4 separate regions of the Mus musculus genome follow, and all the other regions are linked to region 4. A link is a loop called in an ENCODE intact Hi-C map of the cell type or tissue named here. Cell type or tissue: left cerebral cortex. All regions are shown on one strand.

What was found. A loop is a pair of places that touch in the nucleus more often than their neighbours do. Peaks named below come from ENCODE experiments on the same cell type or tissue, not always from the same donor. Only the 100,000 strongest peaks of a DNase experiment are listed, where the experiment ranks them.
Region 1: a loop joins it to region 4, with 2.3 times the contacts of the local background. A loop is called at or near these places in 2 of 42 quality-filtered maps.
Region 2: it touches region 4 in a loop (3-fold over the local background); 5 of 42 quality-filtered maps call a loop at or near these places.
Region 3: a loop joins it to region 4, with 3 times the contacts of the local background. A loop is called at or near these places in 5 of 42 quality-filtered maps.

What each region holds. Positions count from the first base shown.
Region 1 is chr13:66,930,249-66,938,248 of GRCm38, forward strand. Mterf3 (mitochondrial transcription termination factor 3) reads right to left here and starts at 2,824. Exons shown (of 8, transcript NM_025547.4): 1 at 2,687-2,824. It overlaps Ptdss1 (phosphatidylserine synthase 1), which reads left to right and starts at 2,582. Exons shown (of 13, transcript NM_008959.3): 1 at 2,582-3,438. The coding sequence starts at 3,260. In left cerebral cortex, a CTCF peak has its summit at 4,142; DNase peaks (open chromatin) are centred at 2,567, 2,806 and 3,090; H3K4me3 peaks cover 2,665 bases; H3K27ac peaks cover 1,543 bases.
Region 2 is chr13:66,901,008-66,909,007 of GRCm38, forward strand. Uqcrb (ubiquinol-cytochrome c reductase binding protein) reads right to left here and starts at 4,343. Exons shown (of 4, transcript NM_026219.2): 1 at 4,286-4,343; 2 at 1,723-1,794; 3 at 395-561. The coding sequence starts at 4,304. It overlaps Gm10767 (predicted gene 10767), which reads left to right and starts at 4,408. Exons shown (of 3, transcript NM_001177750.1): 1 at 4,408-4,614; 2 at 6,144-6,302; 3 at 6,874-8,000. The coding sequence starts at 6,938. The coding sequence ends at 7,249. It also overlaps a transcript of Mterf3 not described here. In left cerebral cortex, CTCF peaks have their summits at 4,643 and 6,620 (motif pointing left); a DNase peak (open chromatin) is centred at 4,337; H3K4me3 peaks cover 2,097 bases; H3K27ac peaks cover 1,451 bases.
Region 3 is chr13:66,914,959-66,922,958 of GRCm38, forward strand. Mterf3 (mitochondrial transcription termination factor 3) reads right to left here. Exons shown (of 8, transcript NM_025547.4): 4 at 7,798-7,987; 5 at 2,068-2,215; 6 at 1,655-1,726. Among named protein-coding and RNA genes, the nearest start is that of Gm10767, 14 kb to the left of the region's middle. In left cerebral cortex, no CTCF peak of the experiment used is centred here; a DNase peak (open chromatin) is centred at 4,470.
Region 4 is chr13:66,987,169-66,995,168 of GRCm38, forward strand. Ptdss1 (phosphatidylserine synthase 1) reads left to right here. Exons shown (of 13, transcript NM_008959.3): 10 at 586-685; 11 at 6,785-6,853. Among named protein-coding and RNA genes, the nearest start is that of 4933433G19Rik, 41 kb to the right of the region's middle. In left cerebral cortex, a CTCF peak has its summit at 4,613 (motif pointing left); a DNase peak (open chromatin) is centred at 4,599.

The DNA of each region.
Region 1 (8,000 bases), 57 kb before region 4:
AAAGAAGAAAGATTAATTTACTCACATATTTAAAACAGTATTCAAACAGCAAAAACAAAAATAGATAATAAATTACTTTCAAAAACAAAGGATTTAAATAAATATGTCTGGGGTAGTCAAAAATTTCTAATACATCAAAAGCCAAAAATACAGGCAGTCTCAGTTACCAACCAAAACAGGAATTTCTGAACTGGAAAGATAAAGATATGCCTTACAATTTAAAAACAAAGAATGACGTTAAAGCAAAATTTTTTGTAAATGCTCAAATTACAATGCAACCAAATCAACTGTTAATCTGCTTTTTAAAAGAAACTATGGGCTGGCGAGATGGCTCAGTAGTTAAGAGCACCGACTACTCTCCTGAAGGTCCCGAGTTCAAATCCCAGCAACCACATGGTGGCTCACAACTGTCCGTAACAAAATCTGATGCCCTCTTCTGGAGGGTCTGAAGACAGCTACAGTGTACTTACATATAATAAATAAATAAATAAATCTTTAAAAAAAAAAAAAAGGAAACTATCAGCTGGGCATGGTGGCGCAAGCCTTTAATCCCAGCACTTGGGAGGCAGAGGCAGGTGGATTTCTGAGTTCGAGGCCAGCCTGGTCTACAAAGTGAGTTCCAGGACAGCCAGGGCTATACAGAGAAACCCTGTCTCGAAAAAACAAAACAAAACAAACAAACAAACAAAAAACCTATGGTTTGAAGTATATTTAGAAAATATGTTGCAGATTACTATAATACTGAGTTATTAAAATATATCTTATGGTTATAAATTAGTCAAAAGGTAAATGAAAAGAAAACCACCGTCTTAAATGAGTCACATTCCTAAATAAAACAGTGAAACTGTTGACCGAGTCTGAGACCCAGTTCTTCAAAACAGACTTGAACAAAATTGGTTTGGTAAAATTATGCTTGGAAAAAAAAAAAGTCTTTCAAACAAAAAGGGTCAAAATAGGGAGCAGCTGGGCCGGGAGTGAAGGCCTCCTAGAATTCTCCTCCTGAGACACAGATGTTGCACTGAAAGCTCAAGTCAAGCAGGAACAATGTAGTGAGACTGCCTAAAAGAAAAGAAAAAGAATAAAACCCAAACAAGTAACCAACTCCAAAACCAAAACAGCAGAAAGAACTGAGTACAATACCTAAATATTAATTAAAATAATCACTATAAAGGAGCGTGGAGTGGGGAGGTCATGCCTGTAATCCTAGCACTCAGAAGCCTGAGGCAAGATTGCTCAAAGTTCTACAAGTGTGACACGGCTCAAATAAATGAATAAATGGAAAGTGCTCAATAAATGTTAGCCAGCAGTATTCTCAACTAAACAGACAAAAAACCTGTAACTGTCAATTAACTCTTACTTATGCCGTTGTGTTCTGTTTCTCTAGCCAGAGGATTCAGATAGTTTTATGTCCTGAATAGGAAGAAACATTTGAGAGTTTAATCTCTTGTTATAGTTGGGGGATGCTTGCTAAGAATAATACAAGGGCAAATCTTTCCTTCTGAAGTGGTATAGGAAGGCGGTGTTGGCAATAACCTTGTGGAATAGGCAATTTTTGCTAAACTTTAGTTGGAAAGGGGCTTCCAAGCCTGCCAATTTTCCCCTCAAACTCCCTCTCATCTCCAAAATAGTTAAAGTAGGAACTAAGTTGTGCCACCTAGACAAGACCAAGCTTCGAGAGAAACTTCAGCACAGCCAGGCAGGTCCAATCTACAAGTGGGGGTCCTGACAGTCAAGACTGGATATGTCACTGTAGCCCACGATGATGGAGGTTCAGACACTATTCTCCACATGCTTTTACGTATGCTATTCTAGAAAAAAACACTGGTCCACTCTCAGCATCAAAGTACTTTTTATAATGTTGGGGATTACAATAAGGGCTCTAGGGTACTTACAAACCAGCTCCCAGAACCCCAATTTCATTCTAGAGTCTGTCCAGAATCAAATTCAATACCCTTTCCACATTTAGTAGACTCTGTTAAATTCTATTTGCATTCAAAGATCTGAGTGCTAAAGACTAATAATGTTCACCCTCCACTTTTACTTGCCAGTGCACTCCTTTTCACATAAATTTGCTGTCTCAGCAATGTCAATGATTGATAGTCTGTGCAGAAGGACAGCACAGTCCCGCCCCCTCTCGAGACCCACCTTCCCAGGGTCTTTTCAGCACCAAGCTAGAGGTTTGGAGGGTTCCAGTTTGTTGAGTGGAAGTGAGTCCAGGACAAATAAAGACACAAAGGACTCAGAAACGAGTAAAGATGTGCACTCGTGAATAACGCCTTACGGTATGTACATTAAGAGGGCAAAAGAAAAAAAAAAATCCTTAAAATCTCTCAAGTTCATTAGTAGGGTACGCCAGCTCTCAGCGGTTACCGGGCACTCTTGTTTTGTTGTTAGGAATAGGAACAAGAGCCGAAACAGGCTTTTCTAGGTTCAAAATCTTTACAACTAATCCCGAGCTCCGATGATGAAAGATGCACTTCGTAATAAAGGGCCTCTGGGCAGCGCAGCCGCAGTCCTTAGACTCTTTAACCAACCGGCTTTATCCGGGAAGGACTTCCGCAGGAAGCCGGGACATCCTCGGGGCCTTAGTCTGAAGCTGATGAACAAGCCCGGCGACGTTGCCACCACAAGGTTTAGGTACCGACCGATCGAGCCCGAACCTCCTCTCCGGGTCACCGATACCTACCAAGCCGCGAGGCTCCCGGACGCTGCTGGGTACAGGTAGGCCGGACAGTAATCCGGCCGGGCGGCGGTCTCGCGCTCCTGCTTCACAGCGACCGTGCAACCTACGCCGGGGATACGGTGCACCGTAGCTTCGCAAGCCGGCGATTCGCCACGCTAGGCCGGCACCGCCCCCCACGTGGGCTGCGCTGCGAATGGGCGAGACCATCTGCGGCGGCGCGGGAAGGGACGCCGCGGGGGACCGGGACAGAGCTGGCCTGGGGTTTGCAGGCCCTGGAGCTGGTCGCCGCGTTCCCAGGATCAGTCACTCCGCCGTAATGTGGGGAGGGTGAGAGCTCTACGATGTCGCCCTACTAGGCTGCTTCTTCAGGCTGCCTTCTCCCCCTGCTCCGGGACGCGGTGGTGGCGCCGCGACCCCGCCCTCGCGCGCGGGTCCTTCCCTGGGCTAGCACCCTTCTCAGGGTGCCAGACCCCGCCCCAGCGTCAGGCACCTTCGCTGCTGCGGTCCGTCGCTGCCGGGGTCCCAGCCTTCTAGGGCCGGGGCCTCCGGGGCCGCGGCAGGACGGGGAGAAGAACTATGGCGTCCTGCGTGGGGAGCAGGACTCTGAGCAAGGATGATGTGAACTACAGGATGCATTTCCGCATGATCAACGAGCAGCAAGTGGAGGACATCACCATAGACTTCTTCTACCGGCCGCACACCATCACCCTGCTCAGCTTCACCATCATCAGCCTCATGTACTTCGCCTTCACCAGGTAAGTCTGGCCTGGAGTCGCGCGGAGCGCCGGGGAGAGGAGGACAGAGACGACAGACCGAGAAGCAGTAGAGGGGAGGGTGGCCAGGTGTGGCTGGTGGTAAGGAAGTGAGTAGCTGTTCCACGCGTGCAAGCTCGGGGACACAAGGGCCACACAGCTCCTCTGCCTACCGCGTGGCTTACAGTCCTCTCCGCCTACTTTTCCACCTGCCACCCCTCATGTCCAAATCCCATCTTTCTCATTCACTACGTCGGACCACACCAGGAACTCATGCAGGTCACCTAGCTGGGTGATCCACACCCCTTGCTCTGTATCGTTCTCTGTCACTATCAGAAGGCTCTGATCTCTAACCACTCATCCGTGGTCTGTCTCCAGCAAATGGCATGAACCATTTCATGATTGAACCTCCTTCAACTCACACTACACACATAAAACACACACCATACACAGAAAAATCCTCTGGCATTCAGTATTACCAGGCACACACACAAATGTACATGTGAGGTGCACCACACTGTTTTTCCTTTTATATACATTTCCCAAAGTCATCTAATGTAACTCTTCTCCCAGTCTCAAACACCACCTCAATGCCACAGCATCAGCAGTCGCTGTTGACACACATCCCAGTGGATGCCTCCCATGAAGCACAAGCCAATACCCATCATTTCCAATGTACTGTACTCTATAGGCTACCGCTGACCACAAGGGGCACATCCTGCCCTCTCATGCATCTCTAAAATACTGGCTGAAAGGGGATAGTGGCAAGCAGTTGTGTATTATCTAGAGACTAGAGAATGCTAACCACACTAAACAAAACACATAAAATGCACACAACATAACATGGCTCTCTTATTCCCCTAAAAATATACACACATGTTCAGATCACTTCTAATAGCTGTGTATTTCGTACCTTACAAAGCTATTGTATCTGTGGCCCCTTGACCTCAGCCAAGGAGCTAATGGATCCTACAACATACACACCCCTATTTCTGTCTTATAATTTATATTATCTGAATTACATTTTTTAAAGAGAGGGGAGTCATACCCTATCCACCAAACCATTATGGCTTCCAAGAGTAACCAAGATTTCAAAACTGGCTGTGATTTTAGGGAAGTTATTTAACTTTGTTCTCAGTGTGAGGGTCCATGCCTATAAAATGAATAAAGAGTTTGTAATCACTTCAGGATTAGGAAGACTAAATGAGTGTGTGCACTGTTGAGTAGAATACCTGGTATATGGTGTCCTCAGTGTTTACCCTTCTTTTTGTTTGTGATAGGATTAGACTGTATAGCTTAAGCTACCCTTTAACCCTTACTCCTGCCTTAGCCCAGTGTTGTGAGTATAAGCTTGAACCACCACACCCAGCTTTTCCTGATATTTTTATCAGTAATCAGTCAAAGTCTGGGGAAGATAAGTTTTGAAGAAATGTCTGGTATGTCGTAAAGGGGAGGCCAGAGGCATGCCATGCTACATGAGACAGCATTGTACAACATAGACCACACATGAGACAGCACTGTACCACATAGACCACACATGAGACAGCACTGTACCACATAGACCACACATGAGACAGCACTGTACAACATAGACCACACATGAGACAGCATAGACTAAATTGCAGATGTTGATTTGTATAAATTACTTCAAACATAGAAACAGTAGGTAACAGTTATTCTTACCTAGGGGTGCCACTTCCATTGTTGTAAAGTATGCCACTCTTTTGCAGACGAGACCTGTCTTCCTATAGCATCTAGCCAGTCACATTTCTAGCTTTGGAGAGAACTCACTCTTGAGCCTAATTATGGTTACTGTCCACTACCCATCATGCCAGTGGATTTTACTCTATAAAAGTTGTATGACTGCCTAATTTGTTAGTCCCCAGTCTCCTCATCTGTACACAAAATGAAAATACCAGTATTAACACCTCATAGGATTGTCATAAGATAGTTGTTTCTTAGCTAAGTGCACGACACTGAGTTAAGCACCATTTCATTGTTTGATAAAGCTTTCTAAACTATATTTGTTGCTGAGAAGATACAGTATGTTCTGGAATTGAGAATGAAGGTAGAGGTATTAGAAAGTGAGCCTTGTATAACCATACCTGCTTATTTCACATTAACTTCTATTTAACTTCCTCTAATAGGTGGGTTTGAAGTGACAGAGTGGCGAAAGGGTTCTTTTGAAAGGACAAAAACTATATTATTATTATTTTATTTATATATTTTCATATTACACTAATTTTACATGATGAAAAGCAGAATGAATAATTTGTTCAATAGTGTATCTTTAAAATTATTGTAGGCTGTTTAAAATACAGCTTTTTCTTTTCTTTTCTTTTAATTAATTAATTAATTATTTATTTATTTGGTTTTTTTCGAGACAGGGTTTCTCTGTATAGCCCTGGCTGTCCTGGAACTAACTCTGTGTACCAGGCTGGCCTCGAACTCAGAAATCCGTCCGCCTGCCTCTGCCTCCTGCCTCTGCCTCCTGAGTGCTGGGATCAAAGACGTGCACCACCACACCCAGCAGCTTTTTCTTTTCTAATTCAGAAAGTAATGTTCTGGAATTTCTTTTTTAGGTCATATTCTGTCTAGTTGAAGCATTGTGGCAGAGAAGTATAAAAAAACGAGTACAAATATTAGCAGCTTGTGAAAAAGTAATTTAAAAAAAAAATCACCTGATCTTTGAGCTATGGTGCTTTCCAAAAGTTATAATAATTTTATTTCTTATGCTAATTTCATAAAGAAATCACATACTGATGAACTAATCCTGCATTTACTTTACATAAAATCAGATGCATAATTAATAGAATTAAAGAGTTACTAGTGTCTATTTTTGTAATAGTTTACGGTCCGTGTAAGTGGGATATTATAATGATAGCTAAGACTGTCTCATGAAGATTGAAAGTAATGGTTTCGCAACTAAAGAGTTTTTACTCTATGCTCTTTTTGTAATGACCTCTTTTTGTATATTATATAAACTTATATAAACTTATGGTTAGACAATGTTCAGTGCAATTCCTTCAATCAAACTTTTAAAACTATGGCTTAATTTTTCTTTCGCAAAGATTACTTAGCTAAGAGAATAGAATACTTGGAAGGTGTTGTATTACCAGAATGTAAGAACAGTGCTGGGTGAGATCATATGCTATGAATACCCAGCAAGAGTTTTAGATTGTGAAGGATTTGATACAGCAAACAGAAGTCTGAAGTAAGGTTGGATTTGTTCAGGAGTTCTTCTGTTAGATAGTTCTTTAGTTTGAGTATCACCCCAAGGGTTCTTATTGATGGGAGGTTCAATACAAGATGTTGCTATTGGAAGATGCTAGAACCGTTCAGAAATAGTACCTGTTGGGAAGTTCTTATGGTCACTGAGTGCATATTCTTGGACGGTTTCTTTTATTTATTTCACCCCCGAAATCTTACGAGGAGGCTCTTATAATGGAGGAAACTTGTTTCTCTTCCCCTATTTTAAATAGAGTCATTTAACATACTGACTTTCAAGCCAGCCAAGGCTACATACTAAGACTGTCTCAAAAACAAAAGAAAATGACACCCAAAATTTAACTCACACATGCTTCTGCCATTGTTACCCATGATTGAAAGGGTTGCCGTGAATTGGCAGCACTTGTCAACAGAAATTGTTCCCTGTGTAGATGACATTGTTTTAGTGCAAATGGCTGTACCTGTGTGATTATTAATTCATTTGCCCTTGTTTTCTCCAGATATAGAACTAAGAGAACAGGCAAGGGACAGGGGAATGGATAGATGTTTACTTTGTTTTTTGATTAGTGGTTTTTTAACTTAATTTAATTTCCCTTACCAGCTTTGGAAATTCCAGTTTTTAATTTTTCCTTGGGTCCTATTTCTTGCCCTCTCTGTGGTTCTCTAGGGGTTTCTGCCAGCCTTCCTGATTTATCCTTCAAGAGCATATAAAGGCCCAATAAAAAATGCTTCCATACACTACTAATGAGGTTGTCTTGGTCCTGCTTTCTTATAGATATGGTTTTTCCCTCTCTTTCTTTAATAGACAACTTGATATCTCTGGCACTAGGAATATTAATTAGTGGTTTGTAGTAATGGCTCAAGAAGTACACAGCCAACACTAGACCAGCCCTAGACACAGACTGCTATTAGGCTTCATTGTGTTAAGTTGCATTTGAAGGATAGTTAACATTGATACTCAACATTTCTGTTTCCCAGTTATTTGAATCATTTAAAAATTAGGATTAAATAAGTATCTTTTTTTTAATTTGTCTGTTTTTCCTCCTAATAAGATTATAACCTATTAGATTGAAGATGTTTCTTTGAGATCATCTTGGATGACTCAAATACTTTGATTTCAATGGTACCTTACCCTGAGTAGATTATATATTCAGGCCTCTTGGTAAATGGTGCTAATTCACACTGGTCCTTTCAAATACTTGTTTATTGTTTCAGACGTAGCACAGTTTATCTTGTGATATAGTCCTCATAGCTCCCGATTTGTGTACAGGAGTTAGCCGTTTTTACATTTCAGCTAATCCAGAAACCAGGACTGGTCCAGCCCGCTTGGTCTGCTT
Region 2 (8,000 bases), 86 kb before region 4:
AGCTTGCCTGACTTTTGAGGACAGATGTCCATGCACAGAGCTACAAAAATCACTCAATAGACTTCACATAACTAAAACTCTTCATAGAGCAGGAACCAAAGTAGAGGGAAAGCAATATGGCTGATAAGGCAGAAAAATCTGAATTCTAGCCCAGGCTTTCCATACTAAAGACTAGCTTAGTGATGTCAGAAGTCACTTCACCTCCAAGTCTCACCTTGTTGTTATTTAAAATAGAGCCAACAGCTTTCTACTAACCTCACCTGGTTGCTGAAATGCTACTTATGTAGCATGATGTGGAGAACACTAAAACACTGAACAAACAAGCATGTTTCTCCTGTTTCTGATACTGCATCTTGAGTGACTAACACTGCTAGACACATCAAACCTGTTCTACCTCCTCATATTTTGTCCACTGATCCTTAGGCAAGATCTGATGCCTCATAGTCAGGTCCAGGGCTCTCTTAATTCGAAACATCCTGTCATTATAAAGGTCCTCAGGAAGCCTTCTTATGGCTTCTTTTACATCTTCAGTTTCATGTAGTGTATCATCTCGCATTAACCCTGCAATAGGAACAGAAGAACCAGATTAAAGAACAATCCAAAAAAAGTGATTTTTGTTTGTTTTGCACTTTTCAGACAGCCTCATTTTGTAGCCATTGCTAGCATTGAACTCATAGAGAATCATTTGTTTCTTCCCAATCAGCCTTAGACTCATTTGCCTCGAAACAACCATCTTCTTGCCTCTGCCTCCCCAATAATAAAATTACATAACTCACCATATCTGGTAGGAGCTTTTCATGTATGTGTGTGTGTGTGTGTGTGTGTGTGTGTGTGTGTGTGTGTGTATGTGTACATGTACACACGTATCTCCAGTACATGTGGAGGCCAAAGGGTAAACCTGAGGTATCAGTCCTTGAGTTTTCACCTTGTTTGAGATCGTCCCTGTGCTGCTACTATATAAGCTAACCACCCAGTGTCTAGCGATTCCTGTCTCTGCTCCCACCTTCCCAGAGTAGCACACTGCTTGCGCTGTGTCAACTTTTATGTGGGTTCTGAACTCAGATCATCAGACCTGTGGAGTCACTGAGCTATCTCCTCCACATAGAACTTTTCTCTTCTAATGAACAAAGAAAGATAGAAACCAAATGTGTTTTAGGCCCAAGTTACTGCTTGAAGAAATATATAGGCTTTTTAAAAGCACTATGAATCAGTTCAGAAAGCATGTAAAATGTGTACCTTGACCTTGAAACCATGTGGACCCCATCTCTTCTTCTAATCTGAGATCATTATATGATATAACTGGGACTGACCAGGGAGGTGGGTAGGCAGGTGAAGGTACTATTTACAGTCCAAAGTCTGATCCCTGGACACCATGAAGGAAGGAGAACTAGCTTCCAGAAGTCTTCCTCTAACCTCCACAAGCACACCTTGGTATATGTGCAACTGATAAATTTTTTAAAGGCATAAAGAACTCAAATTTATACCAAGAAACCCTAAGATCTGCTGATGCTTCCATTCGGCTTCTAGACCACAATGTGAAGTTCACTGCTAAGTAGACAACACTAAGTTCAAACACCACATAAAGATCAAAAATTCAAAAACAGTTTATTTTTAAATCTGATACACACAAAAACAAATGATCTCTTTTGAACTATAGGAATTCTTTAAAAGTACTGAATTCAGGGAGAACAAGAGAAGGAGGACCACAGAATGGATACTCACCCAGTTTATTGAATCCTGCAGCATTATAATACCACTTTCGAAAACCATCCAGCCACTTGCTTGATGCTGAAACTATAATTACCACAATGTTAGTTGCTACAATATACTTACAAAGCAATAGACCAATTGGTAAAGAACCAGTTATCTTATAAACCTAAGAATCCCCTTGTATACAATGTAGATAATCATTTCACTCATGACACTGTGGGAACAAATGGTAAACTCAAAACTAAAGGTGCCTAATAGCCACAGGTATACTTCCTGCCACTTTGGGTTCTCAGAGTCCAACACCCTTCTCCTGCTACCATAAGAACTGAAGGACCAGAGACAGGAAAGGATCTGAAGCACTTCTGTCTTTTGTAGCTGCGGAAATAACTTTTTCTTTTCCAAGGAGGTGGAGCTATAAGATTTCAGGTTAAGTGGCAGGCCTCTAGTCTCCAAAACTTTTAGTTTACATTGTCTTATTTGGCTATCATCCTTAAAATTATAATTTTACATAAAATATAATTTATAATTATTTCTAGAAAAACTTTCATACTATCAGCTAATTTAAATACCAATATATTAGTAAAAGAAGCCTATTTTCCTTTTCTCAAACAGCAAACTGTTCGTCAAGGGAATAATAGTATTTGAACATGGATAAGAAGAAACATTCAATGTTAAATTTAAATCTCTTAATGTAACAAAGCATGCCTGTAATCTCAGCATGCAGGAAGTTGAGACTGTGAATACCAAGCCTTGTGTAAACAAACAAACAAACAAACAAACAAACAGAGATACAAAAACTAAAATAGGGGCTGGGAATATGGTTCAGCCTTAGAGTTCGTGCCTAGCATGCAAAAAACTCTATTCAAAAACAAACTTAAACCATTTGGGGAAGAAGACTGAGCCTGAGAGAGGTAAAGGAGAAGAGGCAAGGAAGCAGGAGAGTGCCTGATGTTGACCAGACGTGGTACAAGAAAGAAGATAGAGCAAGCTTAACCTTTCTTTTTAAAATGTGAGGGGTAGGGGAGGGAACATGTGACTGCCAGAGGACGTTGTCATCCTTTTCATTTTTGAGATGGCATCTCTCACTGGCTTGGAAGTGCCAAGTACATTAGGCTAAAAGGCCAGTGAACCCCAAGATCACTTGTTTCCTTGTCTCCAGCTCTAGGATTAAAAGCATGGATTAGGGCTACTGAGACGTGTCTCATATAATGGAACTCAGTTTATTTAAAAAGAAAAAGCTCAACAAACAAAATGGGTTCTGAGAACCGAAATCAGGCCAGTATTTACATTGCAAGGCAAACTTTTTACCAACTGAGCTATATTCTCAGTCCCTAAGCGTTAAGGCTACTTTCTTACCATAGAAGGAAAAAGAGGCTCCCTTCTTATTATCTCCTTCTAATTTCCTAATCCTCAGTACAGATTACTACATGGCTTCCTCCAACCTTTAAATTAGAAGTCATGCATAAAATTGTTTCTAAGAGAAATTTAAATTGTCAAGGGCTAATGCTCAGTTGGTATATTGCTTGCCTAACATACACCACAAAGCCCTGGGCTCCAACTCCAGCACTACATAAAACATGCATAGTGATTCATTCCTGCAATTCCAGCATTTTTAGGGTGGAGGAAAAAAGAATCAGAGGTTCAAGGTCATTCTTCAATACACAGCTAACTTGGGCTACCCTGGCTCAAAAAATAAAAATATTAAAAAAAAGCATAAGAACTAAATTGTTAACACAGCAGTGATTATAATATCGATTAATATTTACTTAACAAATGTGTCAGGCACTACTCTGTTTGCCACATTATAGATCAAAAGCCTGTTGCAGAAAAGGAAGCTGGCTTACGTAAGTATTAAACTCAACAAAACAGAATACTTTTCCTAAAATTGTGTCAAATGGGTAAAATTAATGCCTTCAGAATTTCCAGGGACTGTGAGAAGGTTATCAGTATTGTTTTTAAAGACTATTCCAACGTATACCATCAGTGGGCAAAGATTAAGCTTTAAAAAAAAATAGGAGGGGAGAGGGTGAGTAATATTTGATGTGAAAACATTCTGGCACTCTATCTCAAATTTGTTCTAGTGCCTACATTAAACAAAAGTCCTTACAGCCCTGCAGCCCCAGCTCACCGTCCAGATATGCCAAGGTTAACCTGAAACCTCACTATAACCCTATCTTACTTCCTTTTAATTCTTCTGACAAGTCTTAGGAGCGTCATGCGGGCTCGGGCGCTGTTTGCTCCGATCACTGTCACTGAAGTGGCCTGCGCCTGACTCCAAATGCTCCCCACTACTCGCTGTGGCTGTCGTCTGCTGACCTCCTCACCTCCCTAAGCTGTCCCAAGGCGGAGGGGAAGGAGGCCGAACCCGGTCAGCCCCGCTGGGCTCCTTCCGGCAGAGGTCCCTGTTCTAACCCTCAGGCAGGCCCGACCTGGCTCAGCGAAACCTGTCCTTTGAGCTGCTGGGTCGCCACGTCTCTTATCACAAACTAGCTATTTAGCTAACGCAAAAGGAGAACAAGTTCGTGAGAAAATACAACCGCTCCACGATACCCACAAAGGAGGAGTAATTACTCACCAGCAGATCGGCCCGCCATTTTGACCTGAGAGTGAAGCGCTGCCTTCTGGGTAAGTCCTAGAGGACACGCCGGGCTCCTACGCAGGCGTCCTGGATACTTTAGGAAGGGGAAGGGAGGGGCAGGCGCTGCTCTGACCGCCAGCAGAAGGCATTTACTCTTTCCTACCTGAATGGACTCCACACATTAGGCTGATCTTTTTGTGTGCCTTGTTACAAAAAACATTCTTCGCGACACAATGGGGAAAGTACTGCGAAATTAGGAGACAGTGTTATTCAATGCTCTGTTATAGGAAAGAACCTTTGCGGAATAAATGGAGTCTTGGAGACAGGTAATGTAGTAAATGATTTTCAGGCAAACCGCATCTCAAAATGCATGGAGGGGATGCTAGGACGCTAGAGGACGCTTGATGCTCAAATTCTTTATGTCAAATGGTGCGGTGTTTTAATATAATGTATACACTATTGCATTCTTTAAATCACCTCAGGATTACTTTAATACAGAATATAAAGTAAGCACCACACAAATAACTGTTATACTGCACTATTTTGGAAGTAACACAGGTATAATGAACATTTATAGTTAACACAGATATACCCCTTCCCGATCTGTGGTAGACTCAATCTATAGGTCTGCAATCTTTGGGTTCAGAAGTGTGGCTATATTCTCATTTAATTCTAAATCATCAGTGTAATTACTGGTGCTATCAGTATTGAAGAGAGAAGGAAGCTGAGCCTCAGAAAAGTTCAATAAGTTATCCAAGGGCATTGAAATTGGGTAGAGTCCAGGTTTGTTTGTTTGTTTGTTAACTAGAATTGAGAAATCCAGTTTCAAATTCGGGCTTCCTTATTTCTAGGATCATATGCTGCACAACCAATCCCAGATAACTTTCAGCTTCTAGGCTTCACTTTCCCCACCTAAAAATCCCTATCAAACAATTTTAGTAGAAAGTTAGGTTGGATAAGCTTTAAAAATATTAACTTTAAGGTAGGAGTAAATGGCACATGCAAGATCCAAGAATTCAGTAGTCTGAGGCAGGAGGATCCCTGCAAGTTCAAGACTACAGTTGTCTACATAGTGAATCTGGCATCAGTCTGCAAGACCTTACCTAAAACAAAACAACAACAACAAAACCCCTAAGATATATTTAGAATTTGCATATAGTATTAAAAATGGAGCAAGCAGAAAGACTATAGACTGTGCTTTCAAGATCTCAACCCCAACAGGTAGAGTCTAAAATAAAAAACTAAGGACAGAAAGTGGAGTTACTGTTGAGTTTTACTATGACTCGATAGTGGTCTTTTTTTTTTTTTTTTTTGAGGTAGATACTATTTATTATTTCTTGGTTTCCCTCTCATTGACATCAACTATCTTTTCTGAATTTTGGACTGGATTTAATGTCAAAAATACAGAAATGAGCTGGGCAGTGGTGGTGCACGCCTTTAATCCCAGCACTTGGGAGCCAGAGGCAGGCAGATTTCTGAGTTCGAGGCCAGCCTGGTTTACAAAGTGAGTTCCAGGACAGCCAGCAGGGCTATACAGAAAAACCCTGTCTCAAAAAAAAAAAAACAAAACAAAAAAAACAAACAAAAAAAAAACAGAAATGTAGACAAAATTATTCAGTAATAAAGCCAGTGTTCTGAATCCAATACAAAATTAGTTGCTGATACATAGCTCAAATATAAACAGTGTACTTTATTAAAGCTCAATAGTGGTCTTACCATGCTGTCTTTCAGACTTAAGCTGAGACCCAGGACAGCATAGAACTGTCTCATTATGAATCCAAAATGTTATGTAATGATTTTAGTCAGAAGTTCTAGTTCCGTTGCCTTCTTCCCTTTTCTTCTGTTTCTGATGCAGCTCTCGGACTATATGCAGTGGCCACCATGAAGTCTGAAGGATAGGAGTAAATATATACATTTGTACACTGGCACATTGTAAAGGGGATTCATTAAACTTCACCCTGAGAAGTTTCAGCGCCAGGGTGAAAGATGCTAAAGAAGAAGATCATATGTCAAGGTATGTCAAAAAGTATCATATATATACATATACATATACATACATACATACATACATACATACATACATACATACATACATATATATATATATATATATATATATATACATACATACATACATGAATAACAGTCACAAAATCCAGTCTTATGTGCAGTAAGCCTAGGGCTTAGTGTTTGCTCATGCTTGTTAATGTTGGTTTGAAACGTTTTAGGGGGTTGGGGTAGTGGCTCAGTGGTTACAAACAACTTGATGCCCTTCCAGAGGACCTCAGTTCAGTTCCAAGTTGCATCACCACCTATAACTTCAGCTCTAAGAGATCTGATGCCCTCTTCTGGTCTTGTGGGTACCCGTATGCATGTGTGAACATTCACATATACACACAAATTACTAAAACAAATCCTAAAAATATTTTTTAAAAGGTTTTCTTTCTTTCCTCCTGGCATAGAAATTACACTTTGATTCTTTAAATTTTTGACATATACATGTGATGCATTGGCACACCCCTCACACACGCCTGCAAAAAAATTTTAAAGATAAATCTTTTAGATTTCTTTTCCCCGGGGTGCAGTGTAGACTGCTGAGGTCTCCAGCGCATCCCGAGAAGGATCTTAAAAATTGTACAGAACTTCAAGATGAGTGATACTTCTGAAGTAATTCCAAATTTTGAAGACATGTTTGCAAGCAGATTCACGAAAGATGGCAAAGAATACCAGGAATACTTGAAACGCCCTCCTGAGTCCCCTCCAATTGTTGAGGAATGGAATAGCAGAGCTGGTGGTAACCAAAGAAATAGAGGCAACTGGCTGCAAGACAACAGACAATTTAGAGGTAGGGATAACAGACAAGGATGGCCAACTGACAACCGGTCAAATCAGTGGCATGGATGGACATGGGGTAACAACAACTACCCACAGCAGAGACCAGAGCCCTACTATCAACAATAGTACACACAGTATGGCCACAACCAGCGGCCTCCATATGGTTACTACTGACAGAAATGTCAGCAGCTTTTAACAAAGACCTTTTATTTTGACAACGTGCTAAATGCTTGTGTGTCTTCTGTTGGTCATAGTTTTTCATTCTATTTTAAAGAATGGGTTATTAATTGATTAGAACTTGAGACTTGGAAAAAAGTAATCTTATTATAAACCTGATGATTGATGGGAATAAATTTACTGAGTGAGGATTATTTGACTTATCTTACATACTGTTTTGTTCTATGATTTGGTAGTGTTTTGAGTTTTCCTTATTTGGACTCTAGGGATTCTGTATCACAGAAATAAAAATTTTTAATTAAAATGCTGGCTTTTGCTGTATGAAAGAATAGCATGCTCACATGTGCTCGCCTCTGAAGTGTTTCAGAGGCTAGGACTGTCAGTCTGTGAAAACACACCCATAATTACTTACAGTAATTGAACAGCAGTTCAGTTGAAAGGTAAAACAGGTATGTCGCTTCTGTGTTTGTATGTGATCATGGTGTCTTGTGGTTTATAAGTGAGTCAGCTCCAGAACTGCTTTGGTTCTATGTGGAAGGACTCATTTTCTGTGCAGCCTCCTGAGGCGGTAGAGGGTGGGATGGTAGCACTCAACATTTTGTATATCCCAAGGTTTTTGTAAACTTACAACAAGGAAGACATGGATGTACGCTGTAACACAATACTCATGTAAATATTGTTGCATTTTGATTGGTTTGGT
Region 3 (8,000 bases), 72 kb before region 4:
ATTTCAAACCCCTTATCCACGCAAGAGTGTCTCTGTATTGATTGTCATGAGGCTCACAGGAAAACAAAACAAAACAAATCAAAACAAACAAAACATCCTGAGATGGAATAAAATATGGAGAAAGGAGGCCTGTATAGACTGGCACAAGCCAATCAGTGCTGGATTTCCAGACAAGATGCTGGACTAAAAGCTCCCATGGGACCTTATGGATAAGGGTCAGAACAAGAAAAAAATACTCTTGACTTCTTTGCAGAGACCAATAGGAAGACCTTCAGAAATTAACAACTATCAAGACAGGCAGACTCCAATCCTCAAGATATATCGACAGACTACAGAATCTTCAAAACCACTGAAGGTTTTTGTGAGACAGTGATTCCTGGGCCAGTGGTGGACAGGAATCCCATTTTGTCCATCTGCACTGTGGTATACAGAGACTCTGTGCCATCTTGAGAAATAATACATTGTTTGAATCTGAGCTCCAGTTGCCTGAAATTTGGGTGACAACTATGAGACTGTGGGCTTAAAACTAATCTACAGTAATCTCAGGAGGAGTGGAAGGTAGAAGGTACAAAGTACAAGTCGTAGGAGGCCTACACTGTGAAACACACAAGGAAAAGTAACCCTCTCCTTGGCTTCCAGGAACAAGCTGGCCTCTGGAGACCCATCTCCCATTCACTGCTGTATAAAGCCTGAAAACTGAAGGTCCAGTGGTATGCCTGGCACCTGCTGCATCTCTCCAGCTAGCTTATTAAAGCTTAGGGGATGATTTGGAATGTGTGATGACAGGGCGACTGCCTGAACAATGCTGTGACTCAATGCTGTGACTGCTTCCCACAGTTCCAGTGAAATTGGGATACAGGCCTAACTGGAAAGTAGTAAACATAGTGATTATTAGCCTTGGTCAGTAAGAGAAGCTGCTCAAATTATGGACCGAGTAGTTGTAGTTAAGTAAGGAAAGCCATTGTGGAGTTTGCAAAAAAGCTAAATCAGAACCACTATAGGATAGTCAAAATGTTTTCACAGAGGCCGGATGTGGTGGCGCACGCCTTTAATCCCAGCACTTGGGAGGCAGAGGCAGGCGGATTTCTGAGTTTGAGGCCAGCCTGGTCTACAGAGTGAGTTCCAGGACAGCCAGGCTACACAGAGAAACCCTGTCTCAAAAAAAAAAAAAAAATGTTTTCACAGAATGGGAACATGGCCAGGAAGCATAGACATTGCTTATCAAACTAGGCAACAAAAAAGCAGTATCCAGGTCCCATTTATTCCTTACTGCTTCAGGATCATGGGTCCTAATGTCTGCAGGTAACTGATTTACGTAGAATAGGTAGAATGTGCAAAAACACTGGCTGAAATAAACTGTCATTTCTGACTTTTAGAAATAATTTCTGCTAACATTTTTGGTGTTTTATGAAGTTTCTACAAAGACTCTAATAAATGTTACTTTAGCTATTAAGAGTATGTGACAACTTGAGCAAGAAACTTTGCCTCCTTAATACACAGGTTTCTTTCACAGAAACACAAGACACATTTCTGCTGAAAAGTTCTGCTAAAAGTTTTGTTTTTTGCATGATGACAACAGCAGTATTTATTCTTAAAAAACAAAAACAAAAAAACAAAAAAACCTTAATCAAGTATAGTAATCAAGATATATTACCTTCATGTTTTCCTTCACAGGCTCCAGACTTCCTGTTAGTAGCCTTGGAAGGCGAACAACCAGATCTCTAGTCTATAGTTAAAACATAATAATTACCATCATTATACAAAAACATTGAACTAGTTAGGAAAACTAAAGCATTATAAGGAATGTGAAGCTAAAATTCAAAATACAATCCAATCAAATAAATGACAGGAATCCTCAAAATAAACATCAACAATGTGGTTTGATGAAACATCTGACATCGAAACAAAACCTTAGGAAGCAATGTGATGGAGCATCTTCAGCCTAAGTCATCTTTGTACACAAGTATCATCCAGTAATAAGATCTGTGTAGGCCAGGCACTTGGAAGCATGGCATCTAAAGATAACTAAGAGGGAAGGCATTCCCTTACACTTTCTTTTTTTCTTACCTTCTTCACATTCAGTTCAAGTTCTTTCTGAAAAAATCCCAGTCTGTTATCTAGTCTTTCCACGGAGAAGCTCAACAGAAATGGTGCATTTTTGACCATCCGTGCAATGTCTGTCTTACTGAAATTTTTTGACTGTAGATAAGCTACTCTAGAGAAATAATAAAACATACACATATGCATGATAAACATTTCTAGAGAAATAGAACAAAATATATATACACATACAAATATTTACTGGTATGTTACTTCAGAAAGCAGTACTGTATTCATTTAATTTCCACTACTACTCTATGTTCCATACCCATCTCTTGTCAATTTTTATGCATATATATATGTATATATATATATATACATACACACATATATATATATATACACACACACATACATATATAAACTTCTGAGTCTACTCAGTGCTAAAGTAGTGTTTTTTTTTAAAAAAGTATCCTATAACTCCCCCATAAGATCAATAAAAAATACTTCATAATAGCCTGAATATGAACACTTTTGCAGGAGAAACACCCACAAAATTTTGATCAGGGTTCATTTACTTTAAATCAGAAAATAATTCTAATATACTTCTGGGTGTATCTTTAAATTAAAAAAAATTATATATGTATGATGGAGGGGGCATGAACATGTTTTGGTGCACATATTGAAGTCAGAGGACAATCTCAGTGGTAGGTTCTAGTCTTCCACCTTGTTTTGAGACAGGGTCTTTCACTGTTCACGGACACAAAAGCCAGGTTACCTATGGTTTAAGCTCCAGGAGCTTCTAGTCTCTGCCTCCCGTATCACCAATATGTGCCATGGCATTGGGCTTTATATGGCTTTAAAGGAGCCATACTCTGGTCCTCACACTTGTATGGCAAGCACTTTATCCAGAGTCACCTGTTTCCAGATAGAATTTCTGGTTTTGAGACAGGGTCTTACGGCCTAGTCCAGGCTGGCCTTCACCTCTTTCATTTTCTGGGCTTAGTTTCCCACGTGCTAGGATTGATTACAAACTTGCATTACCATGTCTATAATTAATATGCAGTTTATTCATTTTGGAAATTCTATAGAGGACTCACAATTATACACACTAGATTATTTTCATTGAAAATAATTCTGGATTACAGGTATTGTAGAAAATAAGATTACTATATCTAGCCAAGCCAAAATCCAAGTTTAACTAAATATTATATCTTTGCCCATCCTTTTGAGTCTATACATGAAGTTTCTACAAAGACTCTAATGTGGGGCCATGAAAGGCAGCCTGTTTTAGTGGAATGAGGCTTTCTCTGGAGACCCAGTAGAAAACTCTACAAGGGACTGAATAGTGAACCACATTCACAGAGGCAGGTACTGACACTACAGAGTCCCCAACTCCGTAATTCTGTGACTATCAGTCACTCAGATAAAACCCCAAGGTCCTGGCATTCTGGCTAGACTCCACCCCCACAGTTACCTGACAATAGCTAGGTATGCTCCTTCCCACAGTTACCTGGCAACAGCAAGGTAGCCCAGCCCACTATAAAAGGAGCTGCTTGGTCCCTCCTCTCTCTCTTAAACTCTCACCTTTCTTACTCTCATAGCTAGCCATCCTTCTCTCCCTCCCTTCCCCCTTCTCTCCATGTGGTCATGGCAGATCTCCCTCTTCCTACCTTCTCTCTTTCTCCCTGCCTTTCTACAATAAAGCTCTAATACCACAGACTGTCTCTGCTCATCAAGGCCCGCCATGCTTGAACGATGGGATAGGCTTTCCCTAAAGAGCTGTGTCTAACCTCCCACATGGACCAGACCAAGAACTCTTGCCTATGTGGGAACCACCCAGCCCCCCCCCCCTTCCCACCCTCTCCTCCCTTCGGTCCTGGGGATGACCAAGCTGGCCCCGGGGCCCCCATTTTGTTCTCAGCTCTTCCTCACTCCAGTGGCATCTTGCATGCCCAAGACTGAGAACCAGTTATCTCTGGCCTCAGTGAGGCCCAGAGACCTAGGACTGTCCCTTGTCCACTCCCTGGCGGGCTGGGTTCAGTGGCTTCCCACAGCCAGACAACCACGTGGGGTGGTGAAGAAAGTGTGTGGCAATACTCCCATGTCTGCCCACCAAGAGCATTTGTGTTTTCTCCCACTCCTTTTATTCCCCCATGCCCGGTGCCCTACACTCTACAACATTTCTCTAGTTTTAAGAGTATGTGACAAACTTGAGCAAGAAACTTTGCCTCCTTAAAACATAGGTTTCTTTCACAGACTAATTATAGGAAGATGCTACATTAGTTAAGTAGTCAGAACCCTGGAGTTTGGCCAACCTGGTTAGAGTCATAGTTTTGCCATTTATACTACTGTGTGTCTAATCTTGGGTAAATTACTCAAACTTTCTATGCCTCATGTAATAATTATGGCAAAACCTCTCAAATGATTCCCACTGCGTAACTTTCATGCTTTCCTGGGATAAATCTGGAGTAATGCGGCACACTGGCTTTTGAATGGTGAAGGAATCTATACCTGAAGCCAGGATGCTGGGTGTGAAGTTTTTAGCATCACTCCTTCCTGTGTCATGATCATTTCTATCTCAGGAGTCTGAGTCCCATGATGAGAAAGCACCAGACTCTAAGTCTGATGCCTGGTGCAGAGCCTTAACTAAGATGCTCAATGTAAGAAATGCAGATGTTTTGAGCTTTGTTCTTTTCCTACTTCACAGAAATGACATTAGTTTATTATTAGCTCACGGAACTGCCAAGACCTCTGTAGCTCAATCCCAATGTAGAGGAGAGTCTAGAGCAGAGATTTGCAACATTGTGGGTCCAACCCCTCTGGCAGAGGGCTGTATGACCCTTTCACAGGGCTCACATGTCAAATATACCATATATTAGACAGTTACATTACGATTCATAACAGTAGCAAAGTTATAGTTATGAAGTAGCAACAAAACAACTTTATGATTGGGGGATCACCACAACACAAGGAACTGTATTAAAGAGTCACATCATTAGGAACATTGAGAATCACTGGTCTATTCTAGAAGGATTGTGACTGGGCAACAATAGAGAATAGTGCTGTTATCTTGGCAGGATAAGAGGCAAAATACCCCAGGTGGAGATCGAGAGAAATGTCCAATTGATGTGAGAGATAGTCAAGATAGGACTGAGTGGTCTTGGTGTTTCACTGGAGGTGAATGCCAAAAGTCATGAGTGATAATTGTGATTGAGGTAATAAGGTAAACTGAGTAGTGTGCCTGAGAACACATACTGACCCAGGGGAGACAAGTGGTGAAGTTATCATTAACATGAGAACAGGGCCCTGTCTTGTTCTAGGTTGACATCATCTCACAGTGTCTTCAGACTGTTAACAGTCTGATGGACGGCTAAAGTACAAAGATATTTACAATTCAAAGACAGCATGAGACACCTAATCATGGATGTCAACTTGACTGTACATGAAGTCAACTAAACAAAGTTTCTGGGTGCTCACCTATATGGGAATTTTCTTAGATTATTTGAGGGGGAAACACCCACCTTAAATCGAGGCCACACCTTCTAGTAACAGCCCACATAAAAAGACCTAGATGAAGGAAGCTTTTGTTTTTGTTTTGTCTGTTACCCTTACTCTAGATCACAAGAAGTGCGTTTATCCTGTTGCTTTGGCATTCTCTCATTGGTATTAGTACCAACTTCTTTAGGAGTCTAACATGTACTGAAGACCATCAACTGTCCAGGATTCGGCAAGATTCCAGCAACAGACTGAGAGTGCTAAGACTTCCAACCGCATGGATCAAACAACTAAAACATTTTTGGCTTTTTGGTCATGAGACAGCCACTGTTGGATCAGCCAGATCATAGCCTGTAATCCATTCTAATAAATATATATTGAAGGGCTACCTACCAGATTTCTTTTTGAGAGAACCTTGATTACGACGAAGGGAATTTCAATTTATGAGATAACATATTATTAAAGTATATTGTTGTTATTATTATTATTATTATTAAATAATTTGATCAAAGAATGCTAAATATCTGCCATCAAAAATTATAAATATTGGGCATGGTGGTACACACCTATAATTCCAGCACTTAGAAGGCCGAAGGAGGAGGGTTATAAGTTCAAGGCCAGTCAAGATGATATAGTGAGACCCTGTTTCCAAACAGGAAACAGGAAAGAAAAAACAGTAATGACCATGCTTTCATAATCTACCCAATTTATTTAAGTGTACTCTTAGATAATTCAATTATTTGTTAATAAAAACATCAGAGAAAAAATTTATGGTTTCTGAAGAATTTCAATATTAACTCATTAGTTAAGTTGAAATGTGAAAATAATAACTGATAGTTAAGACAAAACAACTATTTTAAATACTCTTTAGATCAGAAGTCCATAAGTAAAAGAACCATGGATATTCACTGCCTAGGGTTTTACTGCTGTGAACAGATACCATGACTGTCAGGGCACTCTGGTGGAGTCAGCTTGTGAGGCAGAAATGCCAAAAAGCTGCTCATGAGAAATGAATTTCTAGGACTCTCTTCTGGCGAAAGCCAACTCTCCAGTTTGGATCGGTTTGTCAGGCGAAAAGCCTGGAAGCTGTTTCACGAGGATAAGAGTCCAGGGAAATTTTCCTCCCAGAGTTATGGCATCTCTTTCCCTAACCCATTATATTCAAATTTCCACCACATTTATCTAGTGTATAGATTCACGTGCACTCTATATAGTATTACCTTATAGTAAATGCCTTTTAAGATTGTATTCTAACATAGCTAAAGTCTTTTTCCAGTGTTCTTAGATTCCAGATAGCAGCAAGGAGCTTAACCCATTCAGTAAACAATTAAGCACTTGCCATTTTACTCAGCTGTTTACAGATAGAGACTAAAAGTCTCACTGAGATAGAAATCTTTTACTACAGGCTACTTCCATGTCAAGTATAAGTTGATATACTACCCTGATAAGGGGAAACTCTCCAGACAAGATAAGTTTTATTAGACCTAAGAATTTAGAGCTCTGTGATAGCGCATTACTCTTAAGGCCTGTCAAGAGTTAACAACCCCCTGATGCTTTTAACCTTAAAGTGTGAAATTCTTGCCTGGCATTAGGCTGATCCTAGGCAGGGCTTGTTATCCCTAATGTAAACATTTAATTAGTCCCTGTAAATTCCTTTCTGCTGTAACTGGTGAATTTCAGTGTATCTTGTCTTTTTGTGATTTGTATCCTCTGATAATTCGTTGTTATATAAGTCTGAAGCTCAACCAGAACAATACATTCAGATTCAACACACCTCTCGTGTAGTCTGTCTGTCATTTTCATCCAAACTCTTTGTCCATCTGCCTAAGAAATCCCGTTCTTCACAGACCAGGGACCCAGAGTGTCTGTGGCACATGACCAAGGCAACTCTTATAAGGACAACATTTGATTAGGCCTGGCTTACAGTTTTAGAAATTCAGTCCATTATCATCAAGGCAGGAACATGGTAGCATCCAGGCAAGCATGGTGTAGGAGGAGCCGAGAGTTCTACAGCTTCATAGCAGGATACTGGCTTCCAGGCAGCTAGTATGAGGGTCTTAAAGCTCTCACCCACAGTGACACAACTTCTCCAACAGGGCCACACCTTCTAATAGTACCACTCCCTGGCCTGAGCATATACAAGCCATCATACTCATCCAGAAGATAGCTGAATAGCAGACTAGAAAGTTCCTCACACACATATAAGTAATTCTTTCGTAAGTACTTCCTAGGTTATGTGGGAATCATTTCAAACTTTACCTGGTCTTAAGGTTTTCAAGGTCTTCAGAGAAAATAGCATAATTTTTTGTCAGAAATGGTCCCAGCTGGTTATCTTCTAAACCCAAATCTTTAAGAAATAGCAGTATTTGCTTAATGTGCTTTTCAAAATCCAGCCTTAGAAGGAGGTTGGCTGCATCTGGATGTTTTTCTATCTTAGACAAATCCACTCCTATAACAAATGA
Region 4 (8,000 bases):
ATTTTTTTTGTTCTTAGCAAAATTGCTGAAGATATAGGGAGGATAATGGGCTTATATTGGTAGTAAAACAAAGGATATTTAATCTGAAACTCTTGAAAAACTAGGAGAGAATGTGGTTGATACAGTATTGACAGACTGCATTAGATGACTCTAACACTACCTGTATATGCCAAGAGCTATATGAAAACAGTAGAAGAAAGGTAGAGGAGGCAGTCTCTGGTCACAGCAACCAGCACTGAGTCAACTACACTCTAACCAGAAAACTGAACCATCTCTCAAAGACAGTGGGTTCTCTGTGCTTCAAAGGGTTCCTAATTTGACATATGGGTCCACTCTCCAGTAATGCTGAGTGTTTCTAAACATTTAAAAAAAAAAAAGAGTGAGTTACAATTTTAGAGAAAAGAAGAGGGGGAAAATATTTCCAATGTAGGTGTAGTAGGGAGAAGTGATTTTTGTAGGGTGCCCACTACCCGTGTTTGGAGCAGAATTCTTGACCATTTATGGCTCAGCCATTGAATGTTTCTGACTATGGGCATGCTCTAATAAGGTGAACTAACATTGAACTTCTTGCTCTTTTCTACTTAGGGTCATTGGTTTCCTGGAAGCTATTGTTTGCATAAAATTTGGACAAGATCTCTTTTCTAAGACCCAGATACTCTATGTGATGCTTTGGCTTCTTTGTGTGGTAAGTGTTACTCTTGTACTCCAGAGTGTTAGCTGAGCACCCTAGTTGTTTCTAAGGGAAATAGAGATACAAAAGTAAACTTCTCTTGTGCTCCAAGTTTTCCTTAGAAGTTCATAGACATTTTTTAAGTTGGACACTAATCTAAAAGTTTAGGAATAAAACAGCCTTACAGTATCTGCAATGTGTCACTGTAGCCATTTCCAAAGATGCCCTCAGTAGATGCACCACCTATCTGTTTATTAGCTTCTGAGAATGTGTCTACATGAGGTGAACTTGGGGACTTTGAAGAAGCAACAAGGACACTTTCCATGCCCTCTCTTTCATCCTATTACTGTAGCTTTTATAGTATAACATTCATGTCACTATACCTGGGTATAGACAAATTGGCATCACAGAGTGGTTTGGGAGGGAGTCAGACCACAGGTGTTCTGCTCATAGGCCACACTTATACCCCAGGGAAATGCACACTGTGCAGAAAGAAGCCCAGAGTAACAGCAGCCCACAGCTCCATCCTTTCATTTTTCTGTCCTTTACTCCCCTTTTAAACTGAAATGTGGGAGTGGTGATTAACTTAATTGTATTCAGGTCTTCTGCAGAGGCCATAGGTGGTGTGAGTTCATGAGTACAGTGGTCTTATCCTGTCCAGAAGCCACAGTTTAAGCCAGTCTTGCCTGCCTTAGAGTTTATAGTTTTACAACATCTGTGCACTCATCCCAAGTAGCTGTCGTGGCCATCAAGTCTTTTTTGTTCTGTAGCATTGCCTTTTGACTCTAGTTCGCGCTCCCTTCCAGGAGAAAGCAGCTCTTCTGTTCTGTAGACTCTCTCATCATCTCACCAGCTTGATCCTGTTCTGTAATTAAACATCTGTTTTTGACTTTCTGTAAGGTCAATGTCCTTTGGGGGGTTGTGGGGAGGTTGTAGGTTAGAAGTCCTGAATTCACCAGAGCACCTTGCATCTTGCTCTGCCTTCCTTGATCTTGAGCAGTAATAGGGAGTAGCTCCAATTTAAAGTACAGAGGTAATTAATTAGCTAATTAATTAAATAACAAAATTAATTGTATTTTCCTATTCTGGTAAAATTAGAAAAAAGAGTAGGTGTGGGGGCCAAGATGGTGAAGTGTGACATTTTGCTGCTGGTTTTGAATTGTTCTCTGGCATGGTCACTTCAGATCTGGACTGGAATGTGACCTGCCTACAATGAGTAAAGGGCTTCTTACCTAATCTGCTATAGGAGAGCCATGGGGACACAGAGAAGATAAGCCCTCTCTTGTGAGAGAGGAAACAACTTACCACAAGACATCATGGGCCAGCCAGTCAGCTTGTCATACCTGGCTCTTCTAATCCTCTCCTCATGTAACAGAATTGATTTTGTTTGTATCTGCCTCTACAGTGTTGTACTTTGTGAGTATGAAGAAGCTTATTCTTTTTTTTTTTTTTTTTTTTTGCCTCCCACTGTCATGAGTACAGAACACCTGGTACACAGGAATCTCAGCAAGTATGTAAAGAATGAGTTGGAGAGGCAAAGACTAGAGGTATCAGGCCAAGGGATCAACTTGTATAGACATGGGACTGTAAAGAGTGCCCACTGCTGGGCTGGCGAGATGGCTCAGTGGTTAAGAGTGCCGTCTGCTCTTCCAAAGGTCCTGAGTTCAAATCCCAGCAACCACATGGTGGCTCACAACCATCCGTAACGAAATCTGATGCCCTCTTCTGGAGTGTCTGAAGACAGCTACAGTGTACTTACATATGATAAATAAATAAATCTTAAATTAAAAAAAAAAAAGAGTGCCCACTGCCTCAGGATAATAGCCAATTTTGGGGAATGAGAGCAAACTAGGAACACTGAAGAGGATAGGAGTTGCCTATATAGGAAGAGCTATGCACACTTGTAGTTGCTTCTTCCAGGATTTGTAAATAATACAATAATGTAGTCTGGTTTTGTCTGAGAGAAATACTCTGCAGGATAGGGTCTGGAGGGAGAGTGTGCTGCTGAGTTCTAGTCTACAAGTGACGGGGAAGTGAAGCAGAGGCATGGAGTACAAGAATAGAGGTAGTTAGGTTTGTTAGTTGTTCAGGAGATAACTACGTAGAACACTATTGTCCAGAAGAGGCTTGAAGGCACCTCTGGGGTTTCTCGATTGTGCTAACAATAGGCCGGGCACATGAGAGCAGCTTGTGACAAGAGGAGGTAAGCAGTTCTGAGTTGAGGTTGAATTTACAGATGAAGATATCCTGCCCCATTACATGCCTCGCTGGAATTCTTATCTGCTTAGTAGCGTTGGATAAGTCTTACTCAGGGGCACCTGACCCAAACTGTCACTGTGTGGGATCAGGAGATGTCAAGAAATTATACGGAGAATTAGAAGACACTCCATAGGAACTTGAGATTCTGGCCAAGGATGGGATTTCATGGAGCAGTTAAATATAAGAAGCCAAGTCTAGCTTACATGGCATCCATATGATGATGGTGAGACTGAAGACAGGCATGAGAGACATGGAGAGGACTCAAGCTTGACAAAATGGCCCTGAGCTGGTTAGCTTCCATTACTGTAACAAATGCCTGAGGTCACTTCAAAAGAGAAAGGTTTATTTTGGCTCACAGCTTTGGAGGCTTCAATCTATAATCATTTGACCCCATGGTATTAGCACATTAAGAAGAAAGCATGCTTGCCTCTTGGCCTGATGTAAAAGAATGGGCTCATCAAGGATTACTTTTTGTATTCTCAAAAAAAAAAAAAAAAAAAAAAAAACCATTCAAACTTAACATTAAAAAAAAAAAAAAAGGAATGGGCTCCGACTTGTTCCTCTCTGTCAGCAACATTTGCTGAGTAGCCTCTGAAATCTGTGTTCTCTGCAGATCCCTAAGGAAGGGAGTCTCCGTGCTCTCATCGCTAACCCCCTTCTTTACCAAGGAGATTGCAATAGAGGCATGGTAACAGAAAAACAGAAAACCCAATCTGTATGCACATTAGCAGATCTCTACACGATGGAGTTTTAAAAGATGGGAACTAGGGACTTAGAGCCTTTAAGACTAGTCCTCTAGTGACCTGAGACCTTCTTCCGCTGGACTCAGTGTTGAAGGGTCCTACCACCTTGCAGTTGCAACAAGCTACGACTCAGGTTAAAATGAACCTCTAAGGGACATTCAAGACTCAAAGCATAGCAATTGCTATGCATATTTTATAATCAAAAAGAATGGAAACCGGATCTCAACACCTTTCATACCACGACCTTTATTAAAGAGCAAGATTGATCTCCCACTCACAAGTGAGATGGCCATTATTCAATAAGAGAGCAGTAAGTTACACCACAGTACTCAAGAGACACAAAGCCCCTAATTATTCCCTTTGCTTGACAAGGCACCATGCACAGAACTTGAGATTAGCGTGGAAGCAAGCATCTCATGTGCTAGCTAATAAAGTCGCCAAATAATCATCTTAGATTTTAATGTTCATTACCTTACTATGAAAGCTAATCTGGATTCTACATGCTCACTACTGCAATAGCCATGAGCATAGACTGCCTGGCTTTCATTCCAGAGTTCTCTATTCTCCCTCTCTTGTCCCCCTTCAAACAAAATCTGTGAAATTGCTATTTTAAATCCAGACCTTGACATTTTAAGTGTATACTTGCCTAGATTTCCACGGGTATGATTGCAAACCCATAAATTACAAGCTTTTGTCTCTTGAACCAAGTAGAAAATGGGCCTCTTGTACCTAGGTGAAGTAGTAGATTTGGCAACCATAGCAGACTCTTTGTGTAATGATCATAATTATAAGCACCAATCCTTTGCCACCAGCTTGTGTTTGCCTGGTCCCTCTGCACAGCCAGCTCTGCCCTTTTTCCTGTTGGAGGGAACCCCAGCTGCACAAGCACAAGATCAAGAGATAAGAAAAGGAAAGAGCTTGCACGCCTGCCCTCTGGTGGTCAAAATCTGCAGTGGCAGACTAGCGGAGGCATTACCTTCTGCCTCCAGGCTCATTCTGTAGCCAGTGCTTTGGGAAGAAGAGGTGCCTAGCTTCCCTCTCCCAGTGTGAAGCATAGGACATCCTGTTGTGCTCTTGAAAAATCCCTAGCACATACAGAGTATCACACGGTACATATTCCTTCCATGAAAAATGGCAAATTTGTATATGTGAGAAAATTGGACAAATATTAGAATATGCTAGAGGTTAGAAATCATTTATATGTTGTTACTTGTATCTATAATATAATCATTCATTGCATAGTTTTTTTTGATGTGAGGGAATGTGAACTTCTTTTTAAAACGCCACATTTAAAACGTCATATAGGGATTTTCTTGTTTGCCATATGAATTAGGTTTCATGTTCTCCTGTCACTGTGCCTCTGTCACAGCCTCCTTGGTAGAGAAGCAGGGAACCAACTGGAGCACTGAGATACCCTTCTTTGGGGATTTTAGGAGGACACTAATTTCAGAGACACTTAGCAGATGTTACCAACATGAAAGAATGGGCCAGATCTTAGGATCATGCCATAGGAGTGGAGGTGCACAATTCTTCTACTCTCACTTGTCTGTGCCTCGCCCTCCAGAATGCATCTGTTCAGCGTGAGCATGGCTGGAGTCTGCTATTCCTACGATGCTTTCGTTTCCCCTCGGTGGACCAAGGAGCTTCATGGAAGGATGGAGATAGATGTAAAGACAAAAACTTTGTACCTGGTTAAATTTTAAAACTAGGACTCAGCCTATCAAGAAACCTGTGTCTTGTCTCTGCTTCCTCCTCAATGCCACCTGTGTCCCTGGAAAGCTTTCACTTCTCTGAGTTCTATCCCTCTTCTTTTAATGTGGGAGGTGACTTAAGAGTCTCTGAAGTCGCCTTTTAAATCTAAAGCTATGATCTCAGAAAGAATTAAAATTATTCTCTCAGGACGAGAGGGCCCCACTATGATTTCACACCTGTCCCCATTGTTAGGGTGAGGTGCTGGGTAATGACCATTGACCATAGGCAATAAATAGTGTGAAAGAAACCAGATCTTAGGGATGGCTTGGTCCAGGTGTTCTGGACTGTGGGCCGTTTTGCTTAGTTGCTTTAGTTTACCTCTCTTTCTGGTGCCTCCTTGCCCTCCTCATGCCCCCATTGCTCCTGATCTTCTTGTTCCCTCTATTCTTTGCCACTTAGTCTGGCCAGTCAGACACTTTTCCTAACCTTAAGTTTTTTGACACATTGTGAAATTTTGTATTCTCAATAGCCATGAAAGATGGGTTCCACCTTCTCCCTCTTTGGGATATACAAATACACTAGGCATCAAGTCCTACAGTGGCTTTGTGCTTGCACATACAAAGTGTATGCATGTTCTCCTATGGCATTTAAATCATATGTAGATAAAACACAAATACTTTGTAACTTGTTTCCAGGGAATGATGATGCAAATTGAAAATTCTTCATGTTTGATACCAATACTTTTTTTTTCTTCCTCAAAAAATTTTGATTCCTTTTGTTGATTCTGAGGATGGGAAGGCTCTGCATGAAGAGGGTCAACTGCTTGGACATTTGTCCTTATACCAGATTCTCCCTTAAGGTGTGTACAGGTGTGGTGAACAATCCAGGTGAAGACTCCTGGCCTCTCATCCCACTCAGGCTGTTGTAAAATACTTTCAGTCTCTTTGTTTTCCTGTCTACAAAAGGAAGGCTACAAGGATCAAGGTGCGGTAGCCTGCACCAAAAAGGCAAGGCCAGTAAAAGTGGCATTGTCCCTCTTGCTCTCTGTCCCTAAGGAGGCACTCCCAGGCATTGCTATAATATAGACACTACATGAGAATTTTCTATCCAGTAGTTCTCTTCCTTAAGCTGAGTCTCTACTCCTTAGAGATGCATATGGGGTAAGAGCCGTATGTCTGCTGTTGCATAACACTTCTTAAAAATGGAGTATATATGACCTGCCCAGCACCAGTCCACCAAACCCATTCCTGACTGTCCCATCTCTACCACATCCAAACATTTTGAACCCTTGCGCTGAAGACAGATGGCAGAAAAGTGCTGAACTGTCTTCTGGTTTCTCACAGAAACCCAGTTCCTGGGAAGTAGAGTATGTGTGTGTGCTGTCATTAATAAAAGGGCTTTGTGTCTTTCTGTCTTACAGGCCTTCACCACGTTCCTGTGTCTGTACGGCATGGTTTGGTATGCAGAGCACTATGGTCACCGGGAAAAGGTAGAGGAAGAAACAGAGGTGGTACTCACTTGAGAGACCTGGCAGGGAGCAAACACACACACACACACACACACACACACACACACACACACACACACACACACACAGGGAAATAAATAGCATAGCAGCCTCAGGGAGTGCTGTTAGTCATGCCATATAGAAACTTAACATGTCAGAATGTGCCTCGGTTTCACAGCTGTGCTTGCTTATGACTGTCCTGGTCAATATTATTCTACTCCTTTTGCAAGGAGTTTAAATCTTAGTCATTTAAATAAAAATTTAAAAAGTAATTAAAACGAATGTAGAATTCAGAAAGCACTAAACCCAATCTCGAGGTTGTCTTGTATTCTGGCTCTTTTGTCTTTTTAACCTATTAAGTGTCCTAGCCCAGGCTCTCCAGCTGCACTGTGTTAAAGTATGGTGTATGTACCCGATGAGCAGCTTGGTCTTCATGTGGGTCCTGAAGAGCTATCCCAAAAGCTGTCGTCTGTCGATGTAATACGTTCTTCTAGCTGGCCTGCCTTGTCTGGCCTCAGTGGGAGAGGATGAGCCTAGCCTCCAACAGAATTGACGTACCAGGGTTGGAAAGGATACCTAGGGGAACCTTCACCCACTCAGAGGAGAATGGGAGGGAGAATGGAGGAAAAGGATTGTGGGGAAGGTTATCAGGAAGGGCGGCAGTAGGTGAGATATAAAGTGAATACATAAAAATTAAAGTAAATAAACATTGATATTAAAGAAATAGAGAATGGTGTAACTGGGTTTCAACACTAGGGCAGTCCCGGGGATTAGCATGTATATATTGGTATTTGTTCGTATATCATCCTCTATAGGCATTTATTGGTTTTTTCTTTTTCTTCATCTTCTTCTTTTTTTTTTTTTTTTTTTTTTTTTGCATCAAGACCTCTCACTGCTTATAAGTGTTAGCCACTCTACCAGCCTTTTTGATTTGTGTTCTGGGGATTGAATTTACGTGTCAGGCATTCACAGAAAGTACTTTACTGACTCTCCCAGCCCTGTCTTTGTTTAAATAAAGATAATGGCTTCATCGCTTATTCAAAATTTTGATCTTGGATATCTGTGTAGGTGTGTACTCAGGACCAAACAATGCTAAACTCCAGCCTTAGAGCTCATGCTATCTGGAAGG